Regions from separate parts of the Homo sapiens genome. Here region 1 is linked to region 2. A link is an interaction called in ENCODE POLR2A ChIA-PET data of the cell type or tissue named here. Cell type or tissue: OCI-LY7. All regions are shown on one strand. Each heading gives the region's core, and the rest is flanking DNA. Links, peaks and the distances in the headings are about the cores only. Region 1 has its middle 78 kb from the start of DMD. Region 2 overlaps DMD (dystrophin).

Region 1 (4,403 bases), core at 148-4,147, 110 kb before region 2:
CTTGTCTTGTGCGGGTTTTCAAAGTGAATGCTTCCAGCTTTTGCCCATTCACTATGATATTGTCTGTGGGTTTGTCATAAATAGCTCTTATTGTTTTAAGATATACTCCAACAATACCTAGTTTATTAAGAGTTTTTAGCATGAAGGGGTGTTGAATTTTATCGAAGGCCTTTTCTGCATCTATTGAGATAATCGTAGTTTTTGTCATTGGTGCTGTTTATGTGCTGGATTATGTTTATTGATTTGCATGTGTTGAACCAGCCTTGCTTCCCAGGGATGAAGTCGACTTAATCGTGGTGGGTAAGCTTTTTGATGTGCTGCTGGATTCAGTTTGCCAGTATTTTATTGAGGATTTTTGCATTGATGTTCATCAGGGATATTGGCCTGAAATTTTCTTTTTTTGTTGTGTCTCATAATTGGTGGGAAATACATATATGTTGAGAATATATCCGTTGTTTGAAAAACATGACTTTTATATTCAAAAGTTGTAATCTTTTTATGAAGATGCATTTTCTTTTTTAAGGATGAAGGAGGGGTAGATGTATTTTTAAGCTAGGAGGAAAGAAATTCGACTTTCTGGCAGCTTATTTTGTGACCATGTATAAATCAAGCAAACAAAAGCTTTCACTTATAGTAAAGTTCACTTGAAGATAAAAATTGACCAGGAATTAAAGACATTGTATGCACTTGTCTAGTTTATATTACTTGAGGGTGGTGGTAAGATGTTTTCTGGCTTGTATAGCATGCATGTATTAAAGACCTGAGACATAAAGAAGCAAGTATATTTGAGGAACTAAAGTCAAGCACAGCTAGAATGAGGAAAGATGAATGAATCAACATGGGTTGGGGGAGATATGTAAACAGGGATTACCTCATGCAGCATCCTATAGTTCGTGTTTAGCATTCTGGATTTTATAACCAAAAAAATAAGGAGCCGCTTATGAGATTTAGTCAAACGGAATAACATCATCATCTTTATCTTTTTAAAGCTCATTGTGAGTTCATGTGGCAGAGAGACTTTATTGGGAATAGAGGTACTTATATAGGGATTGGAGGATCAACAGGCTGAGGAAAGATGAAAGACCAGTAGGAGGTCGTAGTACTTATAAAGTCATAAGTGTAATATGATTTTGATTAGAATAGTAACAATAGACACTGTTTAAAAACACTTTTTAGTGGTAGAATCTACGTGTCTTGAAGCTTGATTAAATGAAGGTGAGGAAGACAGAAATCTTAAATGATACAAAGTTCTGACAAGAGAAGTTTAATAAATAGTAGTTCCATTTACCAAGGTGAGAAATATATAAGGAGGAGCACATTTGGGGTGGAATTCGTTTTGTTTTCTTTTGTTTTTTATTCATGTCATGTTATGTTTGAAGTGGACTTGTTCAGTAAGCAGCAGAAAATATGTGCCTGGAATATATGCGCTCATTTAAAAGTTATTTCCTTTTAAATAATTGCTCATTCTGCAGAAAATGGCTGACTTTGAATATCAGCTGTTTTCTTTTTCTTTTTCAGGAAATCATTCTTGAAATGGTAAACATCCAAGTTTTATCAAATACCAGGATATAATTGCCTGGTGTGAATTATTATTTTGTTAGTAACTATAATAGATAATCCACAGAAAATCTTTTGGAAATAAAAGACTTGAAATTAAAAGCTATCTGGAATGTTATATTTAAGGACACAGACCTTGAATGACTGTTCTTCAAGTAAAGAGTCTTTGTTGACAGATATCAAAATGTCTTATATTATGAATTCACCTCAACTTAGAATTATGTTAAAATGTGTGGCCTTCCTTGAAACACCACCTAAAAGAATTTTCTTATTGTCAAACAAACACTTAAAAAATAGTTTTTGAAAAATGAGTAAATTGGTATTGATAATCTTATAGAACATGTGTACAGTTTTTAAAATATATTGAATGTAAATAGTGTCTTTCTGTGTGAAACTAAACAAATATTGGACACCTCCAAAAATATTTTGTTCTGAAATTTTCCTTGGATTGAAAAAATGACTCAAATCCCATATTCTACTTACATCTTTATTGTAGCATGACTTAGGGCTCTTCTGTGAATGAGCGTTTACACCTTATTTTAAAAAATTATGTTTTAAAACAATTTCCTTTGAAAATAATGGTTTTCAAAGGAAAAAAAGAGCATCTAGGGCTCAGAAAATTTTCTTTATACTTGCAATTCAAAGTTATTTTCCTGCAGCAATTTCTTAAATGAAGATTTTTTTAATTAAAAAAACTATATTTTGTTGTTGCAAGATAGAAATAATAACTTTGTTGTTCAAAATTGACAGAGACGAGCCTAATGACTTCCTTGTCTGACCTTGTCTATAAACTTGGAAACCTCACAGTCTCGTCTTCCTGTTGTCTTCGGATGTAATTTTGTTGGTAGCTCAGGTCATATTTGCTTGTGTCTATAGTAACTGAGCCCTTTTCGACTTTAGGCACTGTGCAAGTTAGTTGGCATATGCCACAAGAATAAAAAATAAAACCAACAGCTATTGTCTCTTGGTTACAATCCTTAATGTTCTAATGACCTTTCTGGAAAGGTGATATTTACGCTGAGATCCTCTGAACTATAAAAATTGGAGGGAGAGAGAAGGGGAAGACATTCAGTACAGAGAAATAACATGTACAATGGCTCTTAAGCTTCGAAGAATTAGCGAACTTAGGGAAATGATAGAGGCCAGCATCTGTGGAGCCATGAAATGAGGCAGGAAAGTTTGACGGGACACCTGTGAATCTAGAGTGTTTTAACTTCATCCTAAGGTCAATAGGAGGCCATTGAACAATTTGAGGGGATGTCACAATGGGATGTACACTTGGGCATTACTCTGATGCTGTTTGCAGTGAGAAGAATATAGAGAGGGCAAGATCTCAGGAGATACAGAGTTTTATGTTGGGTACAGGTTGGCCGAAGTAAATTGTGTTTATCTATACAATAAGGTTAGATGAAGTTTGCAATTGATTTAGTTAAAAAATTTCAAAAACTGGATGACCACATAAATAGGAACAGATAACCTATTCGGAAATATGGCTTCCCCGGTCCATCAGATTTCCCAGTGGAATGGCACCCATGACACTAAAGGCCCAATGTGAGATCTGCCTAGTTATAGAAAGTAAAATCTTTATTTTTACCTTACCCTGTTCAACTGGGATATTACATCACCACTTCGAAAGAATTTGAACTAATCATCTATGTGCTTCCATTCAAGAGAATATTTATATAAATATCTGGTTTTTTATAATCCTTAAACTAAACCTAGAATAAAAAGGCCACATCATCATCAGTGGCTCAGCCAGCTTTCCAGAAGGCTGGAAAGCCATTCACCTCGAGGAGGCTCTTTCACTTTTGCGGGGTGGCTTTGACAAGGGTAGTGGCACTTATGAAGGAAAGAAAGTAGCCTCACATGAAGTATTATTTGCAGGGAGCACTGACAGGCTTTGCAGATGAGTTGAATGGTAGGAATTGTTTTGGAGAAGGTAAGAATCATAAAGGATTGCCTGATGATGGATTGTGGTGTGAGTGAGCTAATATTCCTAACTCAGAAGCATCCATTACTTAAATTAACAACTAAGGTGTGATTGTGTCCCAGTTTAGAGTTCAGCTTCTATTTTTGCACTGGCCTAGTGCTCTACATTCTACTCCTGTCTTTTTAACCGTTCCTTACTTTTCAGATCTATATAATTTTATGCTTTACTTTTTATTGATGTTGAAGAAAAGGCATTTCTTCTTCTTAAGCAGCTAGTATGGGTATCATAATTCAGCTCAAAATCAGTTACAAGGATTTTCATTGTTCAATAGTGTAAAAATATAATAAATATCCTTGATGCCTGTGGTGAAATACTATCAAGCAGCTAAAAAGAGTGTATTAGATAAGTGGTTCTCAACCAGGCATGAGTTTGGCCATGAATAAGACATTTGACAATGTCTGCAGTTTTTTTTATCGTAATTACTGCGGAAGTGGTAGCATTGTACTGGCATCTAGTAGGTAGAAGACAGAGATTCTGGCAAACATCCTACAATGCAAAGGACGGCCTCCCCCGAACAAACAATTATCAGTCCAAAACGTTAAAAGTGCCACTTTTGAAAAACCCTGTATTAATTAGATCCATATCTCACAATAATTATGTAACCCAAATATATAATATTGAGTGAAAAAGGAAAGTTGTAGAACGATTGCAAAGCGTGATAGTATATTCATTCTTTTAATGCTAGCTAGCATAGCAAACCAAACCCACAATTTCAGTGCCTTAACACAACAGATATTTATTGTTTGCTCATGTCACAGTCCATGGCATTCCATGGCAGCGTGTTGCTTTCCTGCATGTGACGATGCAAGGATCCAGACGTCTTCCATTTTGTTGCTCCCCCGCATCTCTTCAACCT
Region 2 (4,403 bases), core at 68-4,067:
ATGAATTAAAATGTAAATGTTAGTGAATTGTCATATCTTGTAAATATACTAGGGTAGAACTGATATCTTTATGCAAATTAGAAAAATATTTTACAGTATCAGTTATGGAGTTTTTTTTCTACTCTTCCTTTTTCTTTGTTAATATTGGCATGTGATGAAATCACTACTTTATAAGTTTGCTACTTTGATTAAGACTCAGAAATCAGAGTGGCTGGGTGTGGTGGCTCATGCCTATAATGCCAGTACTTTGGGAGGCCAAGGAGAGAGAGGATCCCTTGAGCCCAGGAGTTCAAGACCACCCTGGACAACAGAGTGAGACCTCATCTCTACAAAAAAAAAATGAAAAGAAATGAGCCAGGCATAGTGACAACACGCCTATAGTCCCACCTACTCAGGAGGCTGAGGCAGGAGGATCACTGGAGCCTAGGAGGTCAAGGCTACAGTGAGTCATGATCTCACCATTGCATTCCAACTTGGGCAACAGAGCAAGATTATGTCTCAAAAGAAACAGATCAATCAGAGAAGTAACTTTAAATATTTTAATATAAAAAAAGGCAACATCTCTTAGCAAATAAAAATAGCGACGTCCTTCTCTTTCTGTAAATCTATCCAAGACATGAGTGCTGTTATCGATTCGGTTTAGGGTTTTGTTTTGTAATATTTTTTTCCCCTTTCACAGCAATACATTTTGGGGTATGGTTTGCTGACAATATTTTCCACAGTAATCAGTGGCTTAGCTGTAAATAGAGGATAAGTATTGCATCTGGGGAATACACATTAGAAACAATTGGTATTTCTGGTTCATATAAAGGTGGAAAAATACTTGGCCAGATGGGCACTTATTTATTTATTTTCCTGACCAGAAATAACAGGCAATGTGTGAGAAAGTGTGGAAAGCACTGGGTTGGCCGTCAAAAGCAGGATCTTACAAAGGTTGAAGGAAGCTAATCTGCTGAGAGGTTTTCTTTTTTTAATGACTTTCACATAGTATTTTTCAAAGCCTCTGTGCATTAACACTCACGCCAAAGGAAATGATTTGTTTTTTCAAGCACTTGGTCAGTGCAATAGCTCCGCAGCTAATAATGACATATGGCAAATTTTGAGTACTTACTTTGTGCTACGTACTGTAATAAGAGCTTTGTGTATATTATGTGAGTAAATACTTAGGACAAGCCTGTGAGAGAGCTATTATTGTTCCCATTTTACAGATGAAGAATTCTGAGTTAGAATTAGACTTTGAAAGTCAAACTTTCTCCTTCCCTATCCCTTGCTGTTATCCACCACATCATGCTACCTCCCTGAGCTCAGTGATTACCTACAATGAGGTTTACCAGCTTGTCCTATAGTTACCTGTGTTATAACTGCCATGTTCCTGAAATAAATTAACTATAAAATGGTGCCCATCGACTGATATAGAGACCAGTCATTTTTTTTTTATAGTTTTATCTGGCCTGGGGTTATCAAGATACTAGGTTTAATAGAACTTACTTCCAGATTTAAATGTCTTTGTTCATTCATGAAAATCAATTGATTGGATCCAATGATTTTAGATCTAGACAACTGTCAGTCATGTAATCTAACTAACTCATTGTTTAAAGAGGCAACTGAGGTGCTGAAACTTTCAATAATTGGATTAATTTTATCTTTAGTCAGTTATATCATTAGAACCTAGGTCTCTATTTCTTAATCTCAACCAAAATATACATACATACATATATGTGTGTATGTAAGCACCATTTCTGCTAATTTACAAAAACCTAGCAAACCAGTTTAAGAAAAAAAAAAGTTTCCTTTGCTCATGTAACGAAAAAGTGAAGAGGTATTACTTACTTCAGATACAGTTAGTTTTGGGATCTCAAGTGATGTCACCTAGCCCAGTACCTCTCTCACCCTTTCTCCACTGTGTTTTCAAAGGCTCTTAAAAAAAAAAAAAAAAAAAGCTCTTAGACATTATCTCTCGATATGGGACCCATTATTAGTCTTAGACTTATATCATTGTACCTCAATTCCAATAGAAAATGAAAACACCATTCTCTCCAACAGAAGACCTAGGATTACTTGTAATTGACTCTGAAGAAATCACCTACACATTCCTGAATCAATCAACCTAGTTCAGGAGTACAGTGTTCTGATTGGGCAGGTTCCATCAGACACCCACTCCTGGAACCAGAGCCAGGTAAGTTCAACCCAAAACTGTCAGAGAGGAGCAGGGGTGGGTAGGCCACAACGAACAGAGATACAACAAGACAAACAGTGAAGAAGAAGATGAAATGGGTAGCAGGCATAATAAGATTATAAAGTCTTGTAGGTCCCAAACTCTGTGTGTATGTGTGTGCATGTGTGTGTGCGCGTGTGTGTGAGTAACCCTCAAAAGTATACAAGTATTGTGCTTCCTGTAATGACAGACACCCTTCTGTTGATAATAATGATTCATGTAGCCCAAGAATATAAGAAAGTATTCTGTTTGTAAAATAAATATTTAGAATGGGAATAAATTTGTATAAACAGAAGCATGTTTGATTTTCTTTAAAAAGTGCGTGATAAATATGATGATCCCAGGAGGTTTGTTCGTTATTTAAATGTTTAAACATGTGATATGTCTCTTTCAGAATAATAAATAGTAGGGAATAGCAATATAGCACTTTTCGGCCGGGCTCAGTGGCTCACGCCTGTAATCCCAGCACTTTGGGAGGCCAAGGTGGGCAGATCACTTCAGATCAGGAGTTTGAGACCAGCCTGACCAACATGGTGAAACCCCATCTCTACTAAAAATACAAAATTAGCCAGGCGTGGTGGTGCACACCTGTAATCCCAGCTACTCAGGAAGCTGAGGCAGGAGAATTGCTTGAACCCTGGAGACGGAGGTTGAGGTGAGATCGTGCCATTGCCCTCCAGCCTGGGCGACAAGAGCGAAACTCCATCTCAGAGGAAAAAAAAAAAAAAAGCACTTTTTAAAAATCATAATGGATTTCTAAGATTGTAATAGTTTTGGTATGCTGATTGGCTTTATTTTTGGCTACATTTATTTTAGAATCTCTGCATTATCAATGAACTTTCATTCAATTTCTTTTCTTTCTTTTTTTTTTTTTGAGACGGAGTCTCGCTCTGTCACCCAGGCTAGAGTGCAGTGGCGCGATCTCGGCTCACTGCAAGCTCCGCCTCCCAGGTTCACGCCATTCTCCTGCCTCAGGCTCCCGAGTAGCTGGGACTACAGGCGCCCGCCACCACGCCCGGCTAATTTTTTTGTATTTTTAGTAGAAACGGGGTTTCACTGCGTTAGCCAGGATGGTCTCGATCTCCTGACCTCGTGATCCGCCCGCCTCGGCCTCCCAAAGTGCTGAGATTACAGTGGTGAGCCATCGCACCCGGCCCATTCAATTTCTAAATTAGGCATAAAAACAAAATTATTTCGTAACATTTCTACAATGACCTCCTTTTTCTGTTAAGTTTCTAATTCTGAAGACCCAAATTCAATTTTATATTTCAGTATCTCACACTGATTATTCTGATAGTTACATTAAATCCCTCGTTTAGAAACTGATGCAAGTTACTGTTTTCAAATGTTCATGCTTTGAAAGTACATGTTTGTCATCTGATTTCAAATCTGCATGGTTCCATGCTGATTATTTTAGATAACTTCAGGCTGTACTCCAATTTTTTTCTGAGAGATCTCTGAAGTAAGCTTTTCTTACTCTGTTACAATTTTAATGAGATACATTCTATGTATTAGAGTGTGAAATATCTCTTTAGGACAAAATTTAATCATAGTCAGTGCTCCTTATTTAAAGGCTAAAGGCATCATCAATTTGGCAAAAAATAAACAACACTATCTGGCTGCCTGAGGGTCCAGTGACTGACCTTGAGTTGAAATCCCAGCTGCCTGCATCATGTGACCATCAACATTCTGTTTTTATCCCAGTGGTAATAAATACCTTATACTCAAAAAGACAAGAGCAACTCAGAAGAGAGATTTGGTACTTTTCAAAGAAACGCAGCAGTAAAAGTTGCATGATGCTTTTCATTTCAAAGCAGGCAAACAGAGCTTTATTATGGCAGAGCAGTCCAATTTAATTTTCACTTGTGTGATGAAACTATTCCACACGTTTGCATTAATTTATGAGCCTTTGTCTGGTTTTAATGTATTTAATAATACATTTATACACTCTTTGTTTTAAAAATAATGATATGTTTTGACAATGCACTTTTTCAGGAAAATCTGAGGTGTAACAAAAAGTGATAATGGTAAGATAGTTCCCATTTTGAGTATTAAAAAATGAGTGCATCAGGTAGGATTGGGTTTGGCTGCGTGTATCAGAAATCCAGAAATAGAAGTGTGTTAAGTAAGAGAGATTTGTTGCCTTGCCACATGAGTGAGCTCCAGCTGGAAGCAGTACATTGCCGGT

Evidence for each region. ChIA-PET counts read pairs that join two places held together with the same protein. Peaks named below come from ENCODE experiments on the same cell type or tissue, not always from the same donor. Only the 100,000 strongest peaks of a DNase experiment are listed, where the experiment ranks them.
Region 1: POLR2A ChIA-PET joins it to region 2 with 7 read pairs; 2 of 35 experiments call an interaction of 5 or more read pairs at or near these places.

Annotation. Positions count from the first base shown.
Region 1 is chrX:33,286,951-33,291,353 of GRCh38, reverse strand. It overlaps a transcript of DMD not described here. Among named protein-coding and RNA genes, the nearest start is that of DMD, 78 kb to the right of the region's middle. In OCI-LY7, for the core only: no CTCF peak of the experiment used is centred there; no DNase peak of the experiment used is centred there.
Region 2 is chrX:33,178,380-33,182,782 of GRCh38, reverse strand. The region is part of intron 1 of DMD (dystrophin); the gene reads left to right. Among named protein-coding and RNA genes, the nearest start is that of DMD, 31 kb to the left of the region's middle. In OCI-LY7, for the core only: no CTCF peak of the experiment used is centred there; no DNase peak of the experiment used is centred there; H3K27ac peaks cover 1,628 bases.